Regions from separate parts of the Mus musculus genome. Here all the other regions are linked to region 1. A link is a loop called in an ENCODE intact Hi-C map of the cell type or tissue named here. Cell type or tissue: gastrocnemius. All regions are shown on one strand.

What was found. Peaks named below come from ENCODE experiments on the same cell type or tissue, not always from the same donor. Only the 100,000 strongest peaks of a DNase experiment are listed, where the experiment ranks them.
Region 2: a loop joins it to region 1, with 2.8 times the contacts of the local background. A loop is called at or near these places in 3 of 42 quality-filtered maps.
Region 3: a loop joins it to region 1, with 7 times the contacts of the local background. A loop is called at or near these places in 10 of 42 quality-filtered maps.
Region 4: a loop joins it to region 1, with 4 times the contacts of the local background. A loop is called at or near these places in 15 of 42 quality-filtered maps.
Region 5: it touches region 1 in a loop (2.3-fold over the local background); 9 of 42 quality-filtered maps call a loop at or near these places.
Region 6: a loop joins it to region 1, with 3 times the contacts of the local background. A loop is called at or near these places in 7 of 42 quality-filtered maps.
Region 7: a loop joins it to region 1, with 10 times the contacts of the local background. A loop is called at or near these places in 21 of 42 quality-filtered maps.

The regions. Positions count from the first base shown.
Region 1 is chr11:117,382,722-117,386,721 of GRCm38, reverse strand. No RefSeq gene overlaps it. Among named protein-coding and RNA genes, the nearest start is that of Gm34128, 27 kb to the left of the region's middle. In gastrocnemius, no CTCF peak of the experiment used is centred here; a DNase peak (open chromatin) is centred at 1,590; H3K4me3 peaks cover 583 bases; H3K27ac peaks cover 213 bases.
Region 2 is chr11:117,677,150-117,681,149 of GRCm38, reverse strand. All of the region lies in intron 1 of Tnrc6c (trinucleotide repeat containing 6C), which reads right to left. Among named protein-coding and RNA genes, the nearest start is that of Tnrc6c, 25 kb to the right of the region's middle. In gastrocnemius, CTCF peaks have their summits at 962 (motif pointing left) and 2,200 (motif pointing left); no DNase peak of the experiment used is centred here; H3K27ac peaks cover 1,725 bases.
Region 3 is chr11:117,784,894-117,788,893 of GRCm38, reverse strand. It overlaps Tmc8 (transmembrane channel-like gene family 8), which reads right to left. Exons shown (of 16, transcript NM_181856.2): 6 at 3,953-4,000; 7 at 3,627-3,774; 8 at 2,337-2,507; 9 at 2,026-2,165. Gm11723 (a long non-coding RNA gene) reads left to right here and starts at 2,747. Exons shown (of 3, transcript XR_003949820.1): 1 at 2,747-2,784; 2 at 3,164-4,000. In gastrocnemius, a CTCF peak has its summit at 2,366 (motif pointing right); a DNase peak (open chromatin) is centred at 2,409.
Region 4 is chr11:117,652,039-117,656,038 of GRCm38, reverse strand. Tnrc6c (trinucleotide repeat containing 6C) reads right to left here and starts at 1,750. Exons shown (of 22, transcript NM_198022.2): 1 at 1,353-1,750. In gastrocnemius, CTCF peaks have their summits at 335 and 1,748; DNase peaks (open chromatin) are centred at 585, 945, 1,376, 1,817 and 1 more place; H3K4me3 peaks cover 2,718 bases; H3K27ac peaks cover 2,940 bases.
Region 5 is chr11:117,610,168-117,614,167 of GRCm38, reverse strand. It overlaps 2900041M22Rik (RIKEN cDNA 2900041M22 gene), which reads right to left and starts at 2,921. Exons shown (of 2, transcript NR_015489.2): 1 at 2,734-2,921; 2 at 751-1,906. It overlaps Gm35170 (a long non-coding RNA gene), which reads left to right. Exons shown (of 4, transcript XR_003949818.1): 4 at 1,518-2,345. In gastrocnemius, a CTCF peak has its summit at 2,101; a DNase peak (open chromatin) is centred at 1,040; H3K4me3 peaks cover 1,117 bases; H3K27ac peaks cover 1,555 bases.
Region 6 is chr11:117,707,868-117,711,867 of GRCm38, reverse strand. The region is part of intron 3 of Tnrc6c (trinucleotide repeat containing 6C); the gene reads right to left. Among named protein-coding and RNA genes, the nearest start is that of Tnrc6c, 56 kb to the right of the region's middle. In gastrocnemius, a CTCF peak has its summit at 2,343 (motif pointing left); a DNase peak (open chromatin) is centred at 2,338; H3K27ac peaks cover 3,911 bases.
Region 7 is chr11:117,822,706-117,826,705 of GRCm38, reverse strand. It overlaps Tk1 (thymidine kinase 1), which reads left to right and starts at 692. Exons shown (of 7, transcript NM_009387.2): 1 at 692-992; 2 at 1,074-1,105; 3 at 1,925-2,035. The coding sequence starts at 927. Afmid (arylformamidase) reads right to left here and starts at 787. Exons shown (of 11, transcript NM_027827.3): 1 at 700-787. The coding sequence starts at 756. In gastrocnemius, a CTCF peak has its summit at 1,857; DNase peaks (open chromatin) are centred at 851, 1,220, 1,893 and 2,492; H3K4me3 peaks cover 1,925 bases; H3K27ac peaks cover 2,975 bases.

The sequences.
Region 1 (4,000 bases):
GGCAGAGAAGTTCCCTTCCCTTTCCTGAGTTTCCTCTTCCTCTTGGAACCTGGAAGTCCCATCTGTACCTTTTGTCCAGCAATTGGCCCCTGGCCTTTATCGACAAGTCAAGAACTAATTGGGGAACAAGACCTTAGCAACAGAACCTCCCCGTAGCCCCACAGTAGCCAGGCCGTGGATGCAAGGGTGTTCAGGTCACTGGGTTTTGTTGCTCTTCGGGGCTGTTTTGGTGCAGGAGATTACTAGAGCCCCTGAGCGCTCTACCTCTGAGCTCTGCCTGGAATTCTTCTTGGGTTTGTTGTTTGTTTTTGTTTTTTTGTTTTTTTTTTTTTTTTTTGAAACAAAAATCTAAGTTGCACAAGAGGTTTCTGACCCGTAATCCTCCTGCCTCAGTCTCCCAAGTAGTTGATATTACAGCTATGCTGCAGGCTCAGGTAGCACGTCCTGGCTGCCTCCTACCTAAGCCAATGTCACCAAGCCTAGGGGCAACTCTTCCTGCCCTGAGCCGGCTTGGGTAGGACAAAGGCAGCTCTCCATCTCCATAGAACTTCAGAACTAATCTTATCACTTCGCCTTCAGCTGACCCTGAGCCTCCTGGATCTCAAAATTTAGGAATGGCTCTGATCCCACTGGCTGAGTTAGATTACACTGCACAGGGACTGTCCCTCAGGGGTCCTAGGAATACAGGCAAATGTGTCTCCCTGAGCCCCATTCCTGTCCTCACAGGTACAGATCGGGCTACCTGGCTTCTGGCTCTCTCTCCAAAGCTCCAGTCTGCGCTTCCTTTCTGACCCCTGTGCGCATGCTCAGATCCTCAGGAGCCAAAACCTTTAAGTGGGGCTTTGGTTCCTGTACCCATCTTCCTGCATCCCACCGCCCTTCCCACGCGGCGTCCCAAGCTCCCGGGAGAGAACTGTTTAATCTCGTGTATGGTGTGTGTCTATCAGCCACACCAGCTATTGAAGAAACTCAATCCATAAATAATGATGATAGTTGTAAAAATAGCAGGCATGGTCCCCTTCCTGCGTCAAAGGGCTGTTTTTTTTTTTTTTTTTTTTTTTTGACTGCCACTCTGAGCCAGCCTTCAGAAAAAGAGTTAATTAATATCCCTCGCTGTGGACTAATTCTCTTTTCAACATGTGGCTGTCATTCCCCCGTCATCACAACTGATTTACAACAGGGTTTAATTAAATTCTCCCTACATAATTCAACATTCTCCAAAGACAACCCCAGAGTGGCCCGGGGTATTTAAAATGTCACCTGCTGAGACATATCACCTCTCCCTAAATAAATATGACAGTGATCAAACTTTGGCTAATTACGGTGACTTGGTTATTTGTTTGTATGTTTTAATATTTAATTGCTTTCATGTTCATCCAATTACGCTGCAACAGCAAATAGAAATTAACTGTTTTATCAGCATGTTCCCAGCCCAGCTACTAAACAACCTGACAGACTCGGAACAGTGGGAACTGCCCAGGCTGAAAAGATGGTGTAGGCTTCTTCTCAGCTCGGTGGACAGGCGATTAAATTAAGGAGGCGCTCTGGCGGAGCCGGCATGGGGCGGCAGGCTCGGCTTCCAGGAGCTTGGAAATCTCAAGCTAAGGATCAGCGGATGCCAGCAGGGCTTTTGATTCCATACTGCCACCCCGTGGCCACTTCTTGAATTGCCCCAGCTTCTTAGGCTGAAGTTCTAGGAAGCCAGAAACTCCTGGAATCCACCAGCTAACAGCGTCTGTGACTCCTCACGTGGGTGAGCCGAGTGCGTTCACAGTCTCGAAATGCTGCCTCCCCCTGCAGCTTTGGGGTTCTCTGCTTCGACAAATGTGTAGTACCTTCGGTCAAGTTCCTGGGACCAAGATAGTGCCTCGAAGATATTGTAGATCCTGGGTCATTACTCCTCCAAGTCCACACCTGTAGACGCCGCCCTCCTGGAAGGGGAGCCGGGAAATGCTGGTCTTGGATGCCCCAGCAGCCCTCTCCCAATAACCAATTAGGCCCCCAAATCAATTCCCAGGATTATCTCCAAGGGACTCCTGCCTGGCTCCTTCATTCCTTTTCAATTGGCGCCTGCTTCTGTCCCAAGGCAAACCTCAGGAGAATGTCGGAAATAAAAAGGATGAAGGGTGACAGAAACCCGAGCGACTCTATCGAGAGGCACGTCCTTCCAGCCTAACCCCACAGCTTCATAGGAGCCTTCCACATGCCAAAAATAGAAATAACCTCTCCTTGAACTCCTTGAACTTACATCTCACTAAGGCGGCTCAGCTGTAAGCTCCTGTCGGGGAAGGGCTGGGAAACAGACTGAGGCCTCTTAGAGAGAGGCGACCAGACAGTGCTGGGACAGCTCATTAAACAACTTCAGGGAGAACCTGGCGGGGTCTCAAGGAGTCCAGGGGAAGGAGGATCCTATAAGGAAGTGTGTGTGTGTGTGTGTGTATGTGTGTGTGTTTCTGTGTTTCTCTGTGTGTGTTGTGTGTGTGTTTCTCTCTCTCTCTCTCTCTCTCTCTCTCTCTCTCTCCCTCTCTCTCTCTCTCTCTCTCTCTCTCTCTCTCTTCCTCTCTCTCTTTCTCTCTCTCTGAGTATGTGTGTGTGTTTGTGCACACACCAGCATGGGGCCATGAGGTTGTGGAAGCTACTAGTTAACATGAGGTATCTTCCTCAGTCTTTCTCCACCTTATGTTTTATTAATATATTTTATGTTTGCCCTGTATGTTTGTATGTGGTATATATATTCTGCATATATCCTTAGTGCCCACAGATGTCAGAAGAGGGCATCAGAGTCCTTGAAACTGGAGTTACAGATGGCTGCGAGCTACCATGTGGGGGCTGGGACCCAAACTCAGGTCCTCTGTAAGAGCAACAAACATCCTTTCTCCACCTTAATTTTTGAGATTGGGTCTCTCATCGAACCTGAAATGCCCTCTGGTCGGCGGACTCCGGAGATCCTCTTGTCCCCATCCCCTGGGAGTAAAAGACACGGAGCACCGTGGCTGGCCAGGGATCTGCTTGCACAGTGAGCATGTTTACTGTCCAGGCCACCTCTTCAGCCCCAGAAAAGCCTTTCATTGAAATAAAAACCTTATATTGGTAATCCCAATAAAATGGCAATCCCAGAGACAGGTCTGTCCTTTGGTTGTGGTGGGAGTCTTGGAAGACACCGACACCAACACACACACACACACACACATCCGTGCACTTGCATACACACACATGCTCTCTCTGTCTCTTTCTCTGTCTGTTTCTCTCTGTCCCTCTCTGTCTCTCTCTCTGTGTCTCTGTCTCTCTCTGTGTCTGTCTCTCTCTCTGTCTCTCTCTCTGTCTCTCTGTCTCTCTCTCTCTCTGTGTCTCTGTCTCTCTCTGTGTCTGTCTCTCTCTCTGTCTCTCTCTCTGTCTCTCTGTCTCTGTCTCTGTCTCTCTCTCTCTCTCTCTCTCTCTCTCTGGCTACCTGCTGGAGACAGGGACTGAGCCCTGACAGGCAAAGGAACACTGGGAGTCTTCTTTAATTAGCGCAGAGCAGGAAGCCTCTTGGAGAAAATTTTCCTGGGGATGAGAGTTTATGCAAATGAGCCCTGGCCCGACCGAGAGATTCTAATTGGTCCCAGCAGGTGCCCACGGCAGGGTCAGCCTGCGCTGGAAACGTGTGAACATCTCCATCAGGGTCCCTGAGGCCACTTCACTGTCAGGGCCACTTGCCTTGGGTCTGGCAAGTTTAACTCCGAGTCCAGTGACAAGGCCACAAGTCCCATGACTCTGCCGAGAGTGGCTGAGGGAGAAGGATGGAAAGAGATGAGAAAGATCCACCTGCCTGAGATGGACAGCCAGACACTGGGGATGGCTGAACACAGGAGCTCCAGGGCCCGCAGCAGGGGCCTGGTTTGACTGCCCTCTGACAGATGAGCCATCTCTGTCGTAGGGAATTCATTCTGCCCATCCTTGCTGAAGCCCACCAGAGCTGAGAGGGTGGCAAGATGTCCACACAGGCCTTCCCTGGACACAC
Region 2 (4,000 bases), 290 kb before region 1:
GGTCCTCTGGAAGAGCAGACACACAAACATACAGTCTGTCTGTCTGTCTCTGTTTCTCTTCTGAGACAGAATCATACTAAGTAGTTCTGACTAGTCTAGAACTTGCTATGTACACCAGGTTGTCCTCAAACTCACAGACATTTGGTTATCTTTGCTTTCTGGGTGCTTGAATTTAAGGGGTCCATACACTTTTAGACTTAAAATACTTTTTTCTTTTTTTTCAGAGACAATGCTTCATTTGCTTTAGGGAATATTTTAAAAACAAAAACCCAAAACCTCATGATTGTCACAATTTTCATGTAAATGCTCTTAACCAAGCCTCACAAACTTAACTATGAAAGCCGAAACAGAATTGTTTTGGGTCTCTATAGTGTACTCAGATCCCAGTTCTGAGTGGTGTCTTTGTTTCATGCTGTCTATACCTCTTTTGTGCTTTCATCACCACTTGAAGGGATGCCTCAGAAGTAACTCCTGAAGGGCTCAGCACATCACTCAACTGCTGTTGTAAAGTGCTGAGCACTTTAATAATGCTTTTCCTAGCTAAGCACCAATGCGCTTATTTCAAAACTTCCTCATATATACACAATATAATTTTTTATCTCTGCTAATCTAATAGAAAAACTATCTCAATGGCCTTAATTCACAATTCTTGATTATGAATGACATACCTCCTATATCTGCTATGAATTCGTTTTCCTGAGGATTCCTCTTCTTTCTTAACTCTGTATCTCTGGCTACCACAGACCATGTTGACTCTGTCTTAGTCTGTGGGTTTTTCTCCATCAATTTCTATGGGTTTATATGTGTATTAAATTAACCTGAACAGAGAGATGGCTCAACGGTTAAGAGCACTGACTGTTCTTCCAGAGGTCCTGAGTTCAATTCCCAGCAACCACATGGTGGGTCACAACCATCTGTATGTAAAGGGATCTGATGCCCTCTTCTGGTGTGTCTGAAGAGTGACAGTATACTCACATAATATAAATAAATCATTTTTTTTCCTTTAAAGTATTGAAACATTAACCTTTTCTGCATTTTCAGAAGTTTACCTTTTTATTTTTTACCTTCAGAAGTTTCAAATTCTTGACATTGGGCACTTCATTTCTTTCTTAAATAGCTGAGAGCACTGGACATCACTTAGTGTTCAGGACTACAAATTCTTTCCTCTATACATTGCTGACTCTCTTTTCCTCTACTGAACCCATGCGCCAGATGACCTCCACTAACCCTGTATACCTCCATGGGAACTGCACTAACATTCAAGATTCATAAAATTGCAGTCACTGCTACTATTTCTCTTTTAAAATTCTTTATTCTTTCATCCTTTCAAGTGAAATTTACAATCATCTCATTATATTTTGAAGAGAAAAACATTATGTAGGACTGGGGAGGTAGATCAGCAGATAAAAGATCTTGCCACTTAAACCTGAGTTCAACCTGAAGAACATACAGTGAAAGGAGACACAATTCCCGAAAGTTGTCTTCTGACCTACACACACACACACACACACACACACACACACGCTTTCTCTTACACATAATAGTACATTTAAAATATTTTACATATTTTTTTTAAATTATGGCACATGACTTCAGTCCTAAGCCTCAAGAGGCAGAGGCAGGTAGGCCTCTGATTTCATCACTAGCTTGATCCACACAGAGAGTTCTGCATCAGTAAAGGCTACATAATGAGACCTAATCTCAAAATAAATAAGCTGGGCCATGGTGGTGCACACCTTTGATTCCAGTACTTGGAAGGCAGAGGCAGGTGGATCCCTCTGATTTTAGAGCCAGCCTGGTCTACAGAGTGAGTTCCAGGGCAACCAGGGCTATACAGAGAAACCTGTTTCAAAACCAAAACAACCCACCACCACCCCCCAAAAAAAACAATAAATGAATGAATGGATGAATGAATGAACAAATGAAATTAATAATCAGTATCCCCTAGCCAAGAATGGTTACAAGCTTCTATAATCCCAGGAGTTAGAGGTAAGAGGAGCTCAATTTTAGGATCATTCCTCAAAAAGCCCAAGCCCAGAATTGCTTAAACCTAAACTAATTAAACTGAAAGCTCTGTAGTATTTATTTTCCACGTTTTAAAGTGTTTTTTAAGATTTACTTAGTTATTTCACATATATGAGTGCTCTATCTGCATGTACACCTGGTGCCAGAGCAGGGCATCAGATCCCATTACAGATGGTTGTGAGCCACCTTGTGGTTGCTGTGAATTAAACTCAGAACCTCTGTAAAAGCAGCCAGTGCTCTTTAACTGTGGAGCCATCTCTCCAGCCCTGTATTTTCCATATTTACAAACATCCCTCCATGGTTTTCTTTCCTCTTTTAATAACACTGTCGTCTGATTTGTGTTAATGATGAAACCCAGGGCCATGCCTACACCTTCTACCAGTGACCTATACTCTACTTCCTTCACATGCACTTTCTATACACAGTGAGTTCAAATGCCTGTTATGATTTTAACATGTTCTTATGTAAGGAGCAGATATTACATGTACTGCCTAAATGGTAGGCATTTAGTAAAATTACCCACTTATCTAGTTTTATTTTTCCTTTAAAAACTAGCTGATTGGGGTCAGAGAGCTACCTCAATAGTTAGGAGGTATCTGCTGTTCTTGCAGGTGACCCAGGTTCAGTTCTCAGCCACTGCATGGCAGCTCCAGCTCCAGAGGACCCGATGCCCTTTTCAGGTGTACACACATGTACGCCCTCTTAATAAAACAGCTACACTCTGAGGTGCTTTTTCTGGGTTTTCAATCTGTAAATTCCAACTATCTTTTCACTTCCTTATTTCTATTTTGGGTTGTGGGAGGCACAATTTTTGGATTACCTCAAAGGTCTTAGCCCCTAGTGTACATAAACCTTCTCCCAGACATTCAAACACCAAGCTAGGTATAATTTTCAAGAGACGTGCAGGTGTACTTCACGTCACTCATCAGCTGACTTTAAGACTGAGGTAGGCCTGACCCAATCACACATATGCTTTAAATCTGGGTTTGGGAGCCAAGGCAGAGGATGAAGTTCCATGGAAGATGAGCACTTAACATAGTTGCTGACTTGAAAGTGGGAGAAAGGAGGAGTTGTAAGGAGCATTTCTGGTAGCCAGAAAAGAAAGAAAGATCTGTCAGGGAACTGAATTTTGCTAGCAACAAGAATGAGCCTACAAGTAGAATCTTATATAGAGGCTCCATCTGGAAACTTTGCTGGGTCGTTGCTCTGCTGGTCCTCTGGCCTAAAGGACTGAGACCTAAAACTCACTGCTTTTTAACCTGTAAGTTGTGGTCATTTGTTATAAACAACGGAAAACCAACACAACTGCCTCACTTACAAGCCTGGACTTGAAGGCGATGCTGAGGCTCAAGTGGAAATAATGATCAGGAGTCTTGCCTTGTTTTTGAGCCAGGGTCTCACTGGCCCCATATATATATATCAGGCTGGTCTCAAATTCACTGAGCTCCTCTTGCACCACCACACCCAGTCCTACTCAGGAATTTTAGTAGTCAGGAACAGCTAGGAGCCAGACATTATCCCAGTAATCACAACAGAGTAGATTTACTAAACAGATTTGTTAACTGTTCAAAAGTGGGTATGTTTTAAGGGGGCTAAAGAAGACCTGAAGAGGCAAAATGGTGGGGCAGGTATTTACTACCTACAAGATGAAATTTGTCTATGAATCGGGAAAGGGCTAAGAACTGCAGAGACCATCCCTCCCTCTGCAGGGCTGATGAGGATGTACAGTCAGTCAGCAGTGAAGGACCTTCCTCTGACCCTCTCTTTTCTGTACTGCCCTGATACAGCCCTTTATGGAGGCCTAAAATGAAGCTTGCTAGCTAAAATGAAATGTTCGTTGTGCTGGCTGCATTAAAAGCAAGGCAGATGGTTGTAGATTTCCCAGCCTGGGTCTTACAGGCTGACTACTGGCACTCTATCTATATCCCCTTTGCTATTGGCTTCTACACACCCTGGACATGCACTTGAGTTCACA
Region 3 (4,000 bases), 400 kb before region 1:
ATTAGCCGTGCGTGGTGGCGCACGCCTTTAATCCCAGCACTTGGGAGGCAGAGGCAGGTGGATTTCTGAGTTCGAAGCCAGCCTGGTCTTTAAAGTGAGTTCCAGGACAGCCAGGGTTATACAGAGAAACCCTGTCTCGAAAAACCAAAAAAAAAAAAAAAAAAAAAAAAAAAAAGAAAAAGAAAAGAAACACATGCCACACGTAGTTTCTGAATGTGTCATAGTCTGATGGCCTGAATCTGTGGCATACCTGTAACCTAGACAGTACAGTGTTTGTGTGACTAGAAGGGCTGGTAACCGAGGCTTGGTCTCCAGTTCAGCAGGGGCTGAGAGGCAGGGATGGCTGCCCTTTGGAGCACCTTAAAAGACAAACAAAAAAACCCAAACCAGCGTGCAGGAGAGGTGGCTCAGCAGTTAAGAGCACCGACTGCTGTTTCAAAGTATCCTGGTTCAAATCCCAGCAAGTACTTGATGGCTTACAGCTGTTTGAACTGTCATTTAGGGAAGCAGGAGAGACAGCTCAGTTAAAGGCACTGACTGCTCTTCCAAAGGTCCTGAGTTCAATTCCCAGCAACCATATGATGGTGGCTGTAATGGGATCTGATGACCTCTTCTGGTGTGTCAGAAGACAGCTACAGTGTAATCATATAAACAAAATAAATCTTAAAACAAAACCAAAACAAAAAACAAAGGCAAGCCTGGGACAAGTGGTACACATCTTCATTCCCAGCACTGGGAGGCAGAGGCAGGCAGGTCTCTGTGAGTTCAAGGCCAGCCTATGGAGTGAGACTCTGTCTCAAAAACAAACAGCAAACAAACTGTCGATGCAAGAGCTCACTTTTCTTTTCTTTTCTTTCTTTCTTTTTTTTTTTTTTTCTTTTCCCAAGACAGGGTTTCTCTGTATAGCCCTGGCTGTCCTAGAACTCACTTTATAGACCAGGCGGGCCTCAAACTCAGAAATCTGCCTGCTTCTGCCTCCCAAGTGCTGGGATTAAAGGCGTGTGCCACCACCACCTGGCCCAAGAGCTCACTTTTCTAAGGATGTTCTGTGTGCTCCAGGGTTGCTGGCCTGGGTGCTCCCAGGTGAGTCCCTGTCTGTTTCCCTTCTCAACACAGGAGTGCTGGGGTTACAGATGTGTGCTACCACATCTGGCTTTTTAACCACATCTGGCTTTGTACATGTGTTCCAGGGATCCAAGCTCAGGCTGTCAAGCTTGCATGGCGTGGGCTTATACCCTCCAAGCCCTCTTGATAGATGTTAACTTTGATGGTTTTGACAGCATCTTGCTGTGTAGCCCAGGCTAGCTTTGAACTTGTGACTCCCTGCCTCTGCATCTCAAGTGCTAGAGTTACGCCACCATGCCTGGCACGAGTTGTTTCTTGTGTGTGTTTCAAAGCAAATCAGAATTGACCATGAGGGATGCAGAGGAGGAGAGAAGGCAAGACCCTGAGAGGTGAGAGGAGAAACTTCTGAAGCTGGTGAGGTACACAGGCAGGAAACTGGTCCAGCATTTCCAGGCTGAAGGTCAGGTGCTTAGCCCTCACGCTTTGCAGGAGTTGTGTCTCAAACTGATGAATTTTTAATTTTTTTTTTCATTTTCTTTTTTGAGACAGGGTTCCTCTGTATAGCCCTGGCTGTCCTGGAACTCACTCTATAGACCAGGCTGGCCTGGAACTCACAGAGGTCTGTGTGCCTCTGCCTCTCAAGTGCTGGGATTAAAGGTGTGTGCCACCACAGCAACACCCTCCATAACCCCCCAGCAAACTGCGGGATTTTTGTGAGTGTTCACAGCTGGTTTGACTCCCCAAAGCCAAAGAGCATCCCAACCCTCCGAACGGCCCTCCCTCCGCTTGGTGCAGGCTGATGGCTCTCTTCAGGGAAGCCTCAGATTTGGGTCCCTAAGGTTGAATGTTCTAAAAGCACTGCTCACCATCCCTTGGCTGTAGTGAAGAATAGAGAGTCCCAGTTCAGGGCCCGGGAACCACAATGCCACACACACACACACACACACACCGTATGCTCACCAGATCAGGGTGAGGTTGACTTCAGTGCCGGGAGGGTAGTTCTCCAGCTGGATCAGGACTGTGAACAATTGGGGGCCCAGGAAGTTGACCAGGGAGATGACTCCAGGAGGCAAGTACTGGAGCACCAGAAAAAGGGACTCCTGTGGGGAGTAGGAGGGAAGGTCAGGGTTCCGAAGATGCAGCTCTCCCAAGCAGGGCCTTGACCTGAGCCTCCATTTTCTCATCTGCCAAGCGGGGGCACTCACCTCCTCCCACCGTTCACACCAGAAAAGCAAACAAATGGTAAAGAAAGGATTACAAGTCTCCTGTACCTCCTTGTTGTCCTGTGAGTACTTGGTGGCCCAGAAGATGGCGCTGATGGCTCCGACCACTAGGAGCACAATGAGGATGTTGGTGCGAAGGTAGGTGAGCAGGCGGCAGGCCTTCTGGGCCCTGGTCTGTTGTTGAGCCAGCTCCACGCGGCGGCCCTCTTCCAGCTCCATCTGACGTGACAGCAGCAGAGAGGGGCCCTGAAGCACTCCACATCCACACATCCACACTTACCCTCATCCAATCACTAGCCACCCCTGATCATACACTCTCTCACCAGCCACACACACATGGGTGTGTGTCCGCCCCTTTTGTTGTTCGGTTTGTTTTTTTATTTTAAAGATTTATTTATTTTATGTATGTGATATACTCTTCCACAGATCCCATCACAGATGGTTGTGAGCCACCATGTGGATGCTGGAAATTGAACTCAGGACCTCTGGAAGAACAGTCAGTACTCTTTTTTGTTTGTTTGTTTGTTTTTCAAGACAGGGTTTCTCTGTGTAGTCCTGGCTGTCCTGGAACTCACTCTGTAAACCAGGCTGGCCCCGAACTCAGAAATCTGCCTGCTTCTGCCTGCTGGGATTAAAGGCATGTGCCAGCCTCCATGCCCGGCATAGTCAGTACTCTTAACTGCTGAGCCATCTCTCCAGCCCCTGTGGTTGGGTTTTTAATTTTATTTTTACACTGTGTGTGTACATGCATGTGTGTGTGTGTACATGCATGTGTGTGTGTGTGTGTGCACATGCGTGTGTGAGTGTCATGGTGCACACATGGAGATCAGAGTACAGCTTGTAAGAGCTGGTTCTTTCTCCCATGTGGGATCCAGAGATGAACTTTAAGTCGGCAGTCTCAGAGCAAGGCCCTTTACCTGAAGAACTATCTTGCCAACCTCTCGCTGAGACAGGGCCTTGTCTCATAATCTTGGCTGGCCTGGCACTTCCACAATTGTAGCCCAGGTTAGTAGCAAACTCAGGAAGATCTTCCTGCCTCAGCCCTGGATCCCAGTGCTGGGATCAGATATGTACATCATACCTAGACACACTCACATTATTATTATTATTTTTTAAGGCAGGATCTCACTGTGTAGCCCCTGGCTGAATTGGAAATCACAGCCATCCTCCTGCCTCTGCTTCCCAAGTGGTATGATTAAAGACATGTGCCACTAGGTCTGGCTCACACATTCTTAGAACATTTGCATGTTCTCACACGGGGCACACGCGTGCACGCCCACGCAGCCCCTCACCCTCACTTTCATCGCCAGCCACACTCGTGCGCTTGGCCACACACACCTTCAGTTCATTGCTGATTTCGTGCTTCTTGATGGTGGCGGCTTCCCACACCCGGATGCAGAAGTCCCAGGATGAGAACACTTTGGCGCTGAGGGGTGTCCTGTAGCGCTGACCCAAGAGTGTCTGCTGGGGTAGGCCTTCTGCCATCCTGGTGGAAGGGGGAAGGATTTCTGTGGTGGTGGGGGGGTCCCTCCACCCTCGCCATACAGGAGGCGGAACCAGGATGAGTCTCACTGCACAGTGATCTATCTGCCAACTGAGGATCTCTGTGGCCCGGGAAGGATGGCCAAGGATGGAGGCCTGGAGGATGTGGGGTCGTCCCTCACCTCTGCAGTATCCCACAGAAACAGAGGAGCAGGCAGACCATCGGGCTA
Region 4 (4,000 bases), 270 kb before region 1:
ATCCTTCATCAAGATTCCTCCAGCGACGCGCAGCGCGCGCGCCAACCGTCTCCTCGCCCGGCCAACGCACAGGGAGATGGGGGTGGGGGACAGCTTCAGGTCCACATCTGCAGGTTTTAACTGCTACGGAAGCATTCGCTACATCTCACCTACTTGGCGAAGCCGCGGACCAAGCTACCCTAAAAAAGCAGAGACGGCGTCGGGGCGCTCGGGTTTCCTTATCTGTTAACCCGGTCGAGGTAGCTGCATTGGCGGCGGTGGCGGTGCGTCTTCCTAGCACGCAAGCACTCCGCAATCCGTTTGCAACACCGTTACAAATAAATCCACCTCATTTCACAACTGTAGGGGGCCCTCGGGGTCGCCCATGGCTCACCAAACAACGCCACACTGCGGATCGGTGTATGCCACCCTTTGGGAACGCACGGTCTGCAGGGGACCATGCAAGGGGAGCGGGTATCATCCACCACTGCATTAGTTTTAAGAGAACGAGAGAGCGAGCGCGGGGGTTGGGGGGAACGGCTAAGTGTCCGACCCCTGGGTCCCCATCCCGATGTCGCACGCCCGGCCAGGAGCTCGCAGTCCGTGCCTCTCCTCCGCCCGTCAACCCCGGCCGGCGCCGCACGCGGGTAGCTCGGGGCCGCCGCGCTCCGGCTCGGCCGAACAAAGGGCCCGAAGACCTCCGGGCGCTGCGGCGGTGGCGCTCTCACCTGGGCTCCGTCCCCGGCGGCGGCTCCGCGGGGCTCCGGCGGCGCGGGCCTGGCGGTGGAGAGGTCGCTCTCGGCCGCCCGGGGCCCTCGGGGGCGCTCCGGCGGCGGGGGCCCGCTCAGTGCCGGCGCCGCAGGATCGAGTCCGGGCGCGGGCGGCGGGTGGGCGGCGGCACGTCCCGGCAGGTCCAGGTCCAGTGCCCGCGACGCCGCGACGCGCCCTGCTCCTAAGTCTCGGCGGGCCGCGGCTCGGACGCAGCCCGGGTCTGAGGCGGGGACGGCGATGGGCGGCTGGGCGCGGGGCCGCTCCGCTCCCTCCGCCTCAGGCTCCGGCTCGAGCGGGCCCGCGGCGGCGGCGGCGGGAGCGCGACGGCGCGAGGACCGCCTGTCACGGGGGCGGCCGGGGTGACCCGGCGGCTCTCAGGGCTGCACGGCGACGCGGACGGCGACGGCGGCTGCGGCTCCCGGGGCCGTCGCGCTGAGGTGCGGAGCTGCCACCGCGGCCATCTTGTTGCTCTAACTGACAAGAACCCCCCTCCCCCCGCTCCAGCCAGACGCGGCGCTCGCGCCCCCGGCCCCGCCCCGCGTGGGCCTCCAACAGGAAGTCGTACCGGCCCCCGGCACGTGACTCCCACCGCATCTGCATACCGGAGGGCGGAATGGCCAATCAGCGCCCTGATCCTGAGCTCCGCCTCCAGGCAGTGCTCCCGATCCCATTGGTTCGTCACGAAAAGACCACGCCTCCTCCTTCTCCCCTAATACCCGCCCGCGCTGTGGTCGTCCAGACCGCGCGTGGAGCGCGCGGGGGTGCGAGCTGCGCGTTCTTCACGCGCCTCGGACGCGCGCCTTTCCTCGGAGCTGACGCTCCTTCCCGGTCAATGCGGAGAGCCGTGCGGAATTCTCCCGTGGCCGCTTGCCTTCACGCTTTTGGGCACTGTGACTCCGCGTTAGCTTGCGCACCAAAGGGCCGCAGATTCAGTTCTGCGTAGCCGCCTCCGTTCTCCGGTTCTGCGCCCCGCCGTATCCCGGGTTTGCGCAGCGTTTTCGCCCGGCGGCGCTGGCCCTCTGCGCAGCGGCGCCCTGAACCTGGCGCACGCACTGGCGCGCCTCCGGCCCGTGCCGTGCACACGCCCTGTACCTCCCTACGGTGCACACTCGTACGTGCGCGGGACGCGGCCTAGAAGCTCGCTGCGCGCTCCTCGCGGCATCCTCTTGGCCCCCTCCTTCGCTCAGAGGCTCCCCGGGGATTGCTCTGACGCGAGCCAAACAATCCCGGCTGCAAAGCAGCCCCCTGGGGAGGCCTGCTTTCCCCGCAGCTACTCCACCCTACAGCGAACGCAACCTGCCCACCCCAAGCCCTGGGCTGAGACTACACACCCCGCATTTTCTTCCTGGCTCTGGGAAGCCCGCGGTGGTCCTCCATTCTTTGGCTCCTCCTTGGTATACATATACGTAATAATCTGGTGGGTAAGGTCCGAAGCACTGTGCGCTCCGTAGAGTCCCTTTCAAGTTTCTGTTCAAGCCACGGGAAGATTTTGAAAGCTCATATTTTTCTCCACAGAGGGTGATGGAAGGAGCCTAATTCCTCTCCACCACCACTCCCGACCCTGATGTTCTGGTAGATCCGCGATGCTTCTGAAAGTTGTCAGTGCTGTAAGAGGCCATTCCCTGTCTATGTGTTCCCGTCTGGAAGAAGAGACAACGCTCTAGTAGTACCTTCGAGATGCAGTTTTGCTGCCGCCAGTGTCATGTTTTGAAATGTTTGTGGAGAAAAGGGACACAACAGACTTGCTGCTCTCGTTTCCCTTCAGGGTCCCGTGAGCTCTGTACACTCCTTTCTTTCTATTATATTTTAAGCCTTCTGGTCGTCAGATTTACTTACTCTCCGAAGTCGGCTTCAAACGTCTGTTGTGTATTTTTCATCCTGCAAACCCATATCCCCTAGAAAGATCTGATGGCAGATGTGGCTCTCACAGAGACTTCTGCCTTTTCTATTCAGCATTTTATTGACTTCAGTTTAATTCTTGACTGCTGAGAACCTGTATCTTTTGTGTCTCAAAAGTCCAGATATTATCACATGATCCAGGAAGGAGCACAAATAGCATCCTGCAGTTACACAGCATGCACTAGGTAGATTGCTAAATCCATGAGGAGCCCAGAGTCTGGGTGCAAACAACACTGTAAAACTTCAGTTATTGGAATATTGAACCAAAATGACGTCATTTAGCATTTGTCCTTGCCATTCATTGACTTTGTGACCATGACCTCTCCTCTCTTCCAGCTTTCTTTGTGATCGTCCCCTCCCCTCGAGCTTACTTAGCCTGGCACAATAAGGATCTCTTCCTACCTTAGATATCCTAACACCACTAGAAAAGGTGGGCTATATCTTTTGGAATGAAAATTAGACTCATAGTTTGGAATATGGACTTGTGGTGGTAGAAAGAATATTTGAGGAAGAGGGGTGTACCTCAGAGGTAAAGTGTCAGCTGAGCATGTTCAAAGCACTGGGGTCATTCCCTGGTGCTGGTGTATCTGAGCACACGCGCACACACACACACACACACACACACACACACACACACAATTTAAAAGCCTGGCATAGTAGCACATACCAGTAATTTCAGTGCTGAGGGAGCAGAAACAGATTCCACAGGCTCCTTATCCAGTCTGCCTCATTTAATTGGCAAGTTCCAGGCCAGTGAGAGATCCTGACCCAAAAACAAGGTGACTGGTAGATGTGATGCACATCTTTAATCTCAGCACTCTGGACAACGAGGCATCTGAATTCAAGGTGAGCCTCGTTTTACATAGAGTTCCAGGCCAACCGGGGCTACAAGGTAAGACAAAAAAAAAAAAAAAAAAAAAAAAATCAAGGCAGAGGATGTCTGAGGTTTGTTCTCTGACCTATGCACACATGTATATGCACACACGATATATAAAAAAACCGGTATGATTACCTTCCATGAAAGTGTTCTGGAAGGTAGCCTGTCTCCTAGAGACCTTCCCAGAGGACCTATAGCCTAAGTCTTGAGGGAGGTCACAGAAGCAATAACAGAAGCTCATGGAAGGACACTGAAGAGAGAAGCAACAGCAAACAGCAGGGAGACAAGGGAACCTGGAGCACTGTGTTTATCAGGGTCTGCCACAGCTCAGGAATAGGTGACGGGCGGGCAGGGGCAATCGCAGGCAGCAGCTCACGCTGCTGAAGACAGCAGAGCTTTGGATTGCTGTGAACCTTCCTAGAAAACATATATGGCAGGTAACCTGGATAAAAAGGCCCACATAGGTGGGGATAG
Region 5 (4,000 bases), 230 kb before region 1:
TCTCTGCTTTTCAAAGTTTTGTTGCTTTTTAAACATTTATGTGTACGAGTGTTTTGCCTCTGTGTGTGTGTGTGTGTGTGTGTGTGTGTGTGTGTGTGTGTGTGTATACCATTTCCATGCCTAGTATCTCCAGAAGCCAGAGAGGGCATCAGATCTCCTGGAACTGGAGTTACAGACAGTTGTGAGCCACCACGCGGGTGCTGAGAACTGAACCCAGATCCTCTGGAAGAGCGACCAGTGCTCTTAACTGCTGAGCCACCTCGCCAGCCCCTTAATTTGGTACTTGTCAAGTATTTGGTCACAACAATGAGAGAAGTAACTAATACAGAATCTGCATATATTCAAGTCTATATAAATATATACATGCATTTATACTCATATATCTACATTCATAGTTATGCAATATATAGATATCCATATATATGCAATATATAGATATCCATATATATGCATGTATTTATATCTATGTAAACATATAGTATTTATATATGCACATATATTTACATCTACCTAGATACAGTCATATATATGTATATGTATTTCATCTACCTACACACATATGCACAGTTATCATATATATGCCTATATTTTTATATCTGTCCAAACACACATATATAGATATTCATGTCTATGTAAATAAACGTGTGCACATATGTTTATATCTACCCACAAGAATGCATGCGTGCACACATGGGCTCATTTTGTTTTTCCCTCCTTGGCGAGGGTATTGAAGGTTTTTTTTTTTTTTCTACTCCATGGGACGACATTAACTTTTAAAGCTATGCTTTTTTTCCCCCCTTTAATTCTTTCCTACCATGTGGCTTTGGGGACAGAGGCAGAGGCTTTACTTATGGAGCCATCTTTCAGCCCTTGCTTTAGTCTCTTGAATGCTGGAGTTATAGCCTCACCACGACATTGATTCTGTAGCCACATTCTCTCTGCCAAGTGAATGAGACCTGGTAGTGGCTTCCCTCCCAGCAGGTGGCCAGCAGGCCCCTGAGACACTGGTGCTGGTCGCCTTCCTTGCACCTGAGGCAAACTGTGCGAGGGGTCTCTGACATGCCAAGCTGGCAAACGGTTGGGCACATTGGAAGATGTCAAGCCTGGCCCGCACCTATGAGGCTTAAAAATATGGTAATGCAATTAGCAACTTCAGCAGCCTAATGAAGCCGCTCTGAGCCGCTGATAAAATACCACTGAGGGAAGTGCTTGAGAGCCTCTTCAAACTCCCCCAAAATATGAAGTGTGTCCTTACAGAGAAAGCTGCAATCTAGCCTCCTTTCTTCCAGCCTCGAGATTAATTAGGGCTTATTTAGGGCATGAATGAGGGAATGATCGAGCTCTTGGATTGAAAGCTCTGAGACCGATGTAAAAAAAAAATTTTTTTTTAACAATTACATTTCTATCATAAAAGTCTTCATTAGATATCACCACCAGCAGACTTCCTATTCGGGGAGGGAGACTGCCCTCTCTTCCCACTCCAGAGGCTCCCCTAACAAAAGGCCTTTCTTCCGAAGGCTCAGTTTGGGAGCTGGTCTGAACTTCAGGTAGTTTCAACATTCGACCTGCCCTCTGGAGCCCAACGACCTCCCTCCCAACAATGACCACTTGGGTAGAGGCAGAAGCAGCAGCACTGGCCAATGTCAACCGATGTGTACATCCTCAGCTGGTGCTGACTCCACACTATGCAGACCGGCCAACCCCAGGTAACAGGACTGCAGTAGGAAGGGAAGCTCTTCAGTCTCCTGGCTCCCACCGATGTGGTTTCTGCTCTGGATCTGCCGCAGCCAGCCAGGTACCAACGCCACCTGCATGTAGCTCAGGGACATCAAAGCTGTTGAGAACGTTTTCCCACTGAACTGAGCCTGGGTGGGTCCTTCACCTGTTCTTGACATTCTTCCTGAATCTGGAAATTGAGGACATGCTTGTGTGACTATCGTGTCACATGGTGGCCACCAGATTGTTCTCCATGACTCCTGCCACCTTTGTGTCTGAAGGTGGGACTGTGCCTGACCAAATGACCATGATACCCACCCCCCGCCCTCCACCCCATGCTGGCTTTGGCAAAGCAGCTGGATAAGCTCTGAGTTGCTGATAGAGGGGGCTATTTAGCCAGAAGTAGAGTGTGGTCTCCATCTGATCGTCAGCAAAGAAACAGGTCCAACAGCCCACATAGTGCGAGCCTGACAGCCCACAAGGAACTGACAGACACCAACTGGCTGAGTTGAAGATGGATCTTTCTTTCAGACGATTAGCAGTTCAGACTAGGATGGCAGCTTCATGAGAGCACAAGTGGAGGACCTGGCCAGAGGCTTGGACCCCTGAACCTCACTGTTTTGTTTTAAGCTCACTGTCTTGGTGTCATTTGTTACAAAGTATCTGGGAGCTAGTCTGCAGTCCTGTGAAGTTGAACACAAAATGATGAGCTATGATATCAAGACAGCAGCCACCCTGGTCAGGTCTCTCTCTCTCTCTCTCTCTCTCTCTCTCTCTCTCTCTCTCTCTCTCTGCTGACTAGCAAGGCTGGCACTAGGAAACAGTGTCTGAGATACGGGATCTGAAGCAGGTTCCTGGAGAAGACTCCAGAGCTATCACATCTTTGCTGGGTGATAACGGGTAAATGGTCTGACTAGCACATGCCCAAGCTTCCGACTTGGAAGGTGGAACTGGTGCTGGTCTGTCCTTTTTCTCATAAAAGGGATAAAGAAAGCAGCCTCCTAACCAAATACTCACCCTGCACTGCCGGAGAGATCCCAGCTTTTAGGACAGCTCGGAAGGCATCTGCGCGGTGCAGCTGCAAGGCGTGGTCTTGTGTGTTTTGCCGAGGGAGAAGTGGAAGCCCAGAGAAGTTAAAAGGAAGCACAAGACCATATAACCAATCAGCGGGCCAGCTCAACTAGCCTCATAGCTCTACTTCTAATGGGTGTGTGATGGGCGGGGCAGACTCCTGCAAGCCCGTCCTTTCTGAGGTCCGAGGTGTTCCTGCAGCGTGTAGAGTGGGCGGAGCTTCCAGGAGATCCCTGGTGGGGCGTCCTCCTAGAGCCTGGGGAGTTTGGAATCTTTGTGCCTCTTTATTAGACTTGCATAGCCCAGACTGGCCGAGCCTGAGAAGTGAATTTTTCTGTATTAAATAATTTTCCTGTTCCTGATAAGATCCAGCAACAAAAGGAGTCTAAGGAAGGAAAGGGTTGTTTGGTTCACAGTTCAAGGTCATTGTGGGGATGGTGTGAAAGCCAGAGTGGGAGACAGCTGGTCACATGGCATCCTCTGTCAGGAAGCAGAGAGAGACAGAGACAGAGAGAGAGAGGAGAGAGAGAGAGAGAGAGAGAGAGAAAGAGAGAGAGAGAGAGAGATGCTGGTCACATGACATCCTCAGTCAGGAAGCAGAGAGATGGATGCTGGTCACATGACATCCTCAGTCAGGAAGCAGAGAGAGAGATGGATACTGGTGCCAGGCTCTGTTCCTCCTTTTTGTTTAGTCCAAGACCCCAGCCCAGGAGGATTGTATCCAGTTCTCAATTCTGTCAAGTTAACAAGATTCATCTTTACATTCTCTGTCTCTCTCCCTCATAGGCCAAAGGCATGCATCTTGGGCTGTGCACACAGGGGCTGTGCTGGCAGCTTCTGGCCCACGTGAACCCACAGTGAAGCCCGAAGCAAGCTGTGGGCAGGAGGGCAGCAGGAAATGCTTATCCTGCAGGCTTCTGCAGAGCGGGTTCTAGTTTATACGATCTTCATGGGAGTCTTCCTTTGTGGCTGGTGGGTCATTCTCATTTCCACATCTGTGTTAATTAGCTCTAAAAGCATAGGAGGTGTAGGTTTTAATCTGATTGGTTGCCTGATCACATACTACAGGCTAGGGGCTGAAACCACAGTCACTGAGAGGGAGGAGGGAAGAGGGAGGAGGGAGCTGTCTGTTGTCTCCTCGAGCTCCATTCTGAGGACCAGCTTGGGCTACTTTTCCTGTTGAAATGACAAGACAACCTAATGGAGCAAGGAT
Region 6 (4,000 bases), 330 kb before region 1:
TGGTATAGAAAAAGTAATTCCTATTAAGTAAGCTGATGCTGTGAGTCCGCTGCTTTCCTTGCCATCTAAGTCCCCAAAGTCTAAGACATATGAATACAGAATATTCAGTTCCTTGTCCCATGTTGCTTGTCTGGCATATTAGGCGTGTGTGATATCCCTGAAACCTCCCTTTTTCCTCGATAACTGCTCCAGGAGAGAGTAAAGACTGGCAGAAACTCAGAAAATTGCTTCTCACAATTTTAAAGGATGGGAGGGAGAAAACAAATGGCAGAGACCAGTTATGGGCTCCTAACTCTGTAACAGTCACCATCCAGTCCTTTACAGGAGAAGTTTGCTGTTTACTGGCACAGAACAGAAACTATTTGTATTCTTAGACTACTGGACACACAAGTCCCCTAGGAAAAGACAGCAGCCCTGTATCCTCAGGTCTTCTGCACATACTCCCTCAAAGAATGCAGATGATTTTGAACAAATATGAATCCCATCCCCAACCACGTTCTTTGCTGTGAAGATCTTGTTCATCGTCACAGAATGAAAAGGGGAGGTGATATTTTTAACAGAGGAAGGCACGTGCTCAGAGAGCATCAGCCCCTCCTCTCCATCCCAGCAGAGAGCTCCAAGTACAAGAGAGCCACACTCAGCAGGATGGTCAGGAGCAGCTGCCTACCCCTTACTCTCTGGGTCCTTCACACCAACGGGCTCCAAATTTTTGTTCTCAGTCATGCTCTGGGCTATTCAAGAGTGGCACCCATATAGCCTTGTCTTGGAAACAAATAAACCCCAGTGCTGCCCAGTGCTGCCCTGAGTCCAGGCTTTATCTTCAGTTGTCAGCTGGGAAGGGCCACTTGGAAGTCATTTCCCTTCCAAATGAAGATATCCAAGAGTGGAGCAATAAGTCCCTGGGGATGAGCCAAGTGTTTCTTTCTGTAGACAGCAATGAAGCACAACCCATGATTTCTTACCCAACTGAATCAACAACTGGGAAAATAAAAATTGTAACCATGTGAGGCTACGGAGATGTGCTGTGAGTCTAAGACAGAGAGAGTCCCCTTGTGACCAGCCATCTCAGCCACTGGACAGTACAGGCAGCATGATAAGGAGTTCAAAGTAATCTCAGCTACACAGCAAGTTTAAGGCTAGCCCAAACTACACGAGACCACGTCTCAAACAAAACAAAACATGGAGCTCAGGCTGGCTTTACACACCTGGGCTCAAGTGATCCTCTGCTTCAACCACCTGTATAGCTATAGGCACATGTCATCATTGTGAGCTAAATGCAATTTCTTCTCTCCTCCCTCTCCCTCTCCCTCTGCCTCTCTCCCCCCCCCCTCTCTCCCCCCCCCCTTGTCTTCTCTCCCTCCTGAGGATCACATCCAGGGTCTCCTCACACGCGCTAAACCTACACACTCTATCACTGAGGTACGCACTCAGCCCTTTGCATTGCATGATGTTTCTGCTGGACAGGACTTTTCCAGGAAATGGAAGTGTGCTCTCCAACAAGAAAAGTTTGAACAAGTTTCTCAGAAATATATTACATTTAAGAATTTATTTTCTTGGGCTGGAGAGATGGCTCAGTGGTTAAGAGTACTGACTGCTATTCCAAAGGTCCTGAGTTCAAATCCTAGCAACCACATAGTGGCTCACAACCATCTGTCATGAGATCTGATGCCCTCTTCTGGAGTGTCTGAAGACAGCTACAGTGTACTCACATATAATAAATAAATAAATCTTAAAAAAAATAAGATTTTGTTTTCTTGGGGCTAGATAGATAGGTAGCTCAGGGGTTAAGAGCACTGGCTATTCTTCCAGAGGACCAGGGTTCAGTTCTCAGCTACCCAAATGGAGAAACATAACTTATTATATATCACAGTAACAGAGATTGGGAAGCCTGGAGAGTAGCATGAACACGCTCAGTTTTTGGTCTACATGTTTCTTTTCACAGCCTGCTTCCAGCTGCCAGAACTGCGAACACTTTGAGCTGGTCCTTTAGGACTCCGAGAAAGGAGATGGCTGGACAAGCAAGCAGTGAGGTAGCCAGCCAACAACCCTGAGCAGGGGGAGCTGCGAGATATAGTGTGCTGAGAAAACTTCTGATTAAGCCAGTATTTTTTGGTTTTCTGTTTTCAGATCTAAATTTCTGATTCTATTCCTGTCCAAAGACATAGGGTATCAAGACCACTCTGCCATCCTCTTCTTCAGACAAATGCATCTAGGGCCACATTTCAAAGGAACAGTTAACCTTTTTAAAAAGCTTTCAGCAAGCTAAAAGTCTTAGTTTCACTGCCTAATAGGCATTTCATGTTTTTCTTAAGTGAGGGCGACACCTGCTGGCAAAAGATAGATACATTATTTAAGAAAGAGACAATCCCTGAAAACTCTATTCTAACAAGTCATTTTCTGTTTTCTGTTTTCTGTTAAGGACTTCAGCAGCATGGTCCCATCTGGCCCAGCTCGCCAAGTCCTCCATAGACCAGGCTCCAGAAGATCAGATGTCAGCTGGTAAATATTTCTGACCTTTCGGTCTCAGCATCTCTAAAGAGCCACGGAACAAGAACTGTGCCTCAGGTCCTGGGCCATTCAGCCAGCCAGCCACAGCCGTGACCGTGCTCTCCTTATGCTCCCGGCCTTCTCCAGGCCGTGCTATTGGACCCCTGTGTGTTGAATCTGACTTTCAGCCTTGCTTCCGGTTTCCTGGCATTGCTGGCATCAGAGACAGGATGCCACCTGCTGCCTACCCGTGCCTTCCCATGCTCTGCTGCTAAAGAGTTCTCAGTGTAGTGTGCATGGTCAGACTGCCATCACTGCTTAAGATACAAACCACCTCTCTGGTGCCTTTCTTTGCCTCATGGTCTTCTGAAGAAGAAGGTGCCCTTCGTTCAACAACTGCACAATTGATTTATCTAGGTGTTGGCTGTAGGGAGATGGCAGCAAGGGGCCATCTGTGTGATCTAGTGGGCCTGAGAACTGACGTTTGCAAGGATACTCTGCACCACATGCAGCGCGCCAGCTACTCCGAAAGGTATTCAAATTAAATTAAGTGCTACTTTCAATATTGTGCCCTAGATAACATTAATGTTAACTGTACAGTTATATTTATAGTGGCTACTAACAATAAGAATAATAAGGTTGAAAGCTGTGTTGTATCAAGCTGAGTGAGCCATACAGCATTAATGACCACAGGTCTTTTGAACTCATCCATGTCGATTTCTACCACAGCAACACACTGGGCAGACGACCGAGGATGCACAAAGCTTGCCAGTGCTCCCCTCATCCTGTTCCAAGTCTGTTACCCTCAAGTGCGTACACTCTGGGACATACAGGGCTTCCTCCACCTCAGAAAGAGCCTTGAGTAGACTTGGATCTCAGGTGTTCTAGGATACAAATGTGCTGAATACAACTTCCACAGGGCTGCATGCAATATTTTTAATAAATTAGTAAATTGTGAAAAAGAGCTAAAATTTTGGTCTACTTCCCAGCAAATGTAGAATGTTCAAACTGCCAGAAGAGAGAGCCCATGTCAAATCACTGAACCAGTGAGAGAAGCTGGGGAGAAGGAAGGGGGCCACTCCCTGTAGCCCTGACCACACACTCTCCTCTGCCACTCGTCAGGTGCTACACTAATCTTCTGTTTTGTTCTGGAAAATGTCCTACCACCCACCCTTAAGCCCAGCAAAGCTTGTTCTCTCTGTGGGGGTCTAACTTCTCTCCTGTCTCTTATCCAGGCTTATGAAATTCTAGTCACCTTTCAGATCTCAGTCCAGCACTACCCTCAGATCCCTTCCGTAACTTCTTCCCTCATCCAACCAAGTCACTCTTTGCCCAGCAGTCACTGCAGTTATTAAAGATGTGTGGAGTGGATAGTTGTGATCTACATCCATCCTCCATGAGACAAGGACAAAGGGTTTTTCTATCTCTCCTCCCTGAGACTGGGTCTCTCTATGTAGTTTTGGCTGACCTAAAGCTCATTATGTAGACCAGGCTTGGCCCTAGCTCCAGGGAT
Region 7 (4,000 bases), 440 kb before region 1:
GTGTAGTCCTGGCTGACCTGGAACTCACTCTGTAGACCCGGCTGGCCTTGAACTTAAGTCACCTGCCTGCCTCTGCCTGGAATTGAATGCTTGAGCCACCCCCGAGGACACATGTTCCTAACTTTCAACAGATTCTAAGTGATGTCTGTCTGTGACCAAAACAAAGAAGCCTGTTTAATACAAGCTAACCAGTCAAGAAATCCTAGTGGAATGGTAATTAACTACAGCAAGCGCCAAAATGTGTTGTCCTGCTTTGTGTATGCCTTTGGTAACCCTTGCCGCAACCAATGGCAGACAGAGTAACCAAACAAATTCCTGAGTGAGAAGGTTTCTGGGCATGCTCGGTGTGAGCCATAGGAGTTTTAGCATGGGAATTCTGAAGCCGCTCAATACAGTCTGTCCCTGAAGGTGCCTGCCTTACTTTGCGACTCACAGCAAGGACCCCCAGCCTTGGCACCTTCCAGACTGTAGTTACAGAAACACAGAATCACACTGCACAACCTCAGAGTAAGGTCCAAACCCTAAGCCCCTTAGTTCCTGCTGGAACTTGAGTTTTCGCTGTCTTTAAAACCAGGCTAACAAGCTAAACCTGCTCTATGACGAGAAAAATGAAGAAATCTGGCGCTCAACGCTTGGAAATTTGGCTTGTGGGCATCCTAAAATTCCAGTCCCGGCTCTGGGCGGCTGCACCACACCTACCTCCGAAGACAAGTTCCTCCAGGGATTCTGGCCCGCAGAAAGGGAAGGAAACGCCATGGCCAGATCCGGAGGGGATGGTCGAGCTCCAGGCTTTTCACGTAGCTGAGAGGTGGGACGAGTCTTGTCTTCGTCCCGCCCCCTTTTGAGTTCGCGGGCAAATGCGAGCAGTAAGTCGAAATTTTTCCACCCACGGACTCTCGGTGCTAACTAAGGTTTGCACAGCAGCCATGAGCTACATCAATCTGCCCACCGTGCTGCCCAGCTCCCCCAGCAAGACTCGGGGGCAGATTCAGGTGCGGGGTCTGGAGTGGGGTCGGGTGGTGGCTGGTGCGGGGTGTACAAGGGGGAGACCCCTTAAATGACTTCTCTTCTAGGTGATTCTCGGGCCCATGTTCTCAGGGAAAAGGTAATGAATGGGCCTTCGGGGCGGTGGGCCTCCCTCTCTCTCTGCAGCCTCTCTCTCTGCAGGCCCTGGCTCTCCTCTCCCCCCTCCCCCATCTTCCCAGGAGCCTCTGACTAGGCGGCAAACGCGCTCGACCTCTGTGTGTACATTCCCGCCCAAAATTCGATTTCCTGGATTGCTGCCATCCTCCTGCCCAAGCCTTTTCTCTTGGGGAACCCTATCTTTGCTGAGGCGGACCACATGGGGGTACAATTGAAGACCCCAGCCCACATTACCCAGGAGCCCACCGAACTCTCATGTGTCCCCTGGGAGTTAGGCACCTTCTCTGACAGTTTCCTCATTCATTCCCCATGCGAGCTCTCCTAAAGCCTTGGAGCCCAATTAACTCTGAGGTGAGGGTCTAAACTCTGGGAGTCCCACCCAGAATAACAAACACACACTACTTGGGTTTTCTTTGCTTTATCTTGGGGTTAGTTTTTGTTTTTTTTTTTTTAACTCAGCGTCTTTATTTGTGGCCCAACTCAGAGATCCGCTTGCCTCTGCTGGGGTGCATCACCATACCAGGCACCTCATTATTTCTGAATGGTCTGGTGTCACCTCAATTTGTCCCTTGCCCCGAGGGTGAGGGCCAAACTCATGATCTGGGATCCAGAAGCAAGCTCTCTGGTGATTCTGTCAAAGACTTTGAAGTTCATTCATGAAAATTGAATTTTGTTCAGAACAGCATGGGGTGAACGGCTGCAGTTCCGGCTGCCCGACGCTAGGTGGTAGTGGCAGCCCGCCTTTTGCTCGGGCCTCATGTGCTCTGGTTAATTCTTGCAGCACAGAGCTGATGAGAAGAGTCCGGCGCTTCCAGATCGCCCAGTACAAGTGCCTGGTCATCAAGTATGCCAAAGACACGCGCTATAGCAACAGCTTCTCCACACATGATCGGTCAGTCCTACCCCTGAGCCTGCCCTTCGGAAACCCCTAAGCCTCGGGGCACACTGCTGCTAGCCTCTAGTGGATATGAATAAGTGCTCAAAACTTACTTAGAATAACCTGTCCCCAAGTGTCCATTGTACCCACGGAGGCTGGGAGAACCTGGGTCCCACTTGGGTAGAGGCTGCAGCCCTCTTGACTCCAGAGATATTTCCCCCCCTCTTTAGTTGGCTCTCTGCCATTAGGTAGCCGTCATCATTCTGAATTGTCTATCTATCAGCCCTTCCACTGGACATTTCCCTCTGAGCCCAAGGGTAGGTAGGAGTTCAAGAAAGTAATTTGTGCCTCTCGGGGTTGCTGGAGCTGGGCCAAGGGTGAGCAGCCTGGGGTAGAGCAGGTTTCTGAAGCGGAGCAGGAAGTGGAGCCGAGAACTACCAGGACTTGGGAGTTGGCCTGGGGATTCAAGCCAGGCTTCCTGCCAGACTCTGTACTGAGGTCTTTACAACTGTCTTTGTAACCACGGTGCCAGCGCTCAGGACGGGATGTGCATCCAGGAGGACCGAAATCAGAGGAGGCAACAGTGCCTAGAGTGGTGGCCACAGCTGGCTTGTTGCCTGTCCTCTCTCTGGTCCCCTCTACCAGGGGAGGGAAGAGAGAATTTAAGATGCCCGAGTGTTGTGTTGTGTTCTTTAGTTGGTTTCTTTTATTTTTTTCTGAGACAGGGTTTCTCTGTGTCGCCCTGGCTGTCCTGGAACTCACTTTGTAGACCATGCTGGCCTTGAACTCAGAAATCCTCCTGCCTCTGCCTCCCAAGTGCTAGGATTAAAGGCGTGCACCACCATGCCCAGCTTTGGTTGGTTTCTTAGGGAGGTGTGTGTTTGCACACAGGTAACCATACACCCGCGTTCAGAGGACAGCCTCGGGTTATAAGATCTGTGTTCCACACTCATTGGCCATATCTTTTTTTTGTTTTGTTTTGTTTTGAGACAGGAACTCTCTACAGACCTCTGGTTGCCCTGGAATTCACTCTGTAGACCAGGTTGACCTTGAACTCACAGAGATCCAACTGTGCCTGCCAAACGCTGGGATCAATGACATGTCCCACCACACCTGGCTCAGTATGCTCTCAAAGCAAGCCCTTTACACATTCAGACATCTCCATCCTGTTTTTGATTTGTTTAGGGTTTTTGCATGTAGATCTGCACGCTACTTGCTTGTCTGGTACCCTGGGAGGTCAGAAAAGAGCATCCGATTCCCTGGAACAGGAATTATAGATAATTGTCAGCTGCCATGTGGTTCCTGGGGGTAGAACCTAGGTCCTCTGCAAGAATGACAAATGATCTCTCAACCCATTTACTGAGGCAGGTCTCAGGTAGCATAGGTGGGTTATAACTTGTAACCCTCCCTCCTCTTCCTCCTGGAATTACAGGCTAGCAATCCCACACCCAGCCCACAACTCCTTCAGATCTATGTAAATACAAGGATTCCGGATGTGGTTGGCCACACCCAGCTTCCCAGATTTTAAGATGGTGAGGTAGTAAGTAGGCCAGGAGGTGCTTTCCTTGGGAAGAATGCCACTATATGCTGCTTGTCTGTGGTTTGGGAAACGGCTTTCTGAGTTAGTTTCTGAAAGTGAGGCAGAAACCAGAGGGAGAAGGCGCTGGGTGCAGCCCAGCATTCCATTCCTTAGAGCAGAGGTTCCCGGCATCCTTTAATGGTGTTCTGGAGTGTGTCCAAGCTGGCCTTCAGAGGCCTGGGTGGATTCTCCCTTGCCGGGAAGCGGTCTCCAGTGGGGCCTATAGCAGAGGCTTCTCAGCCTGGCTCTGCCAGCAGACAGCCGCATGGTGTGGAGAGTCCTCCAATCTGGAGGGCAGTGACTGGAAGGGGTTCCAGAGGGTCACTCTGCTGCCTGGCTTCCAAGGCCACCCCCATTCCAGACACTGAGAACAGGATGCGTCTCGCCTTGGGCTGCTCATG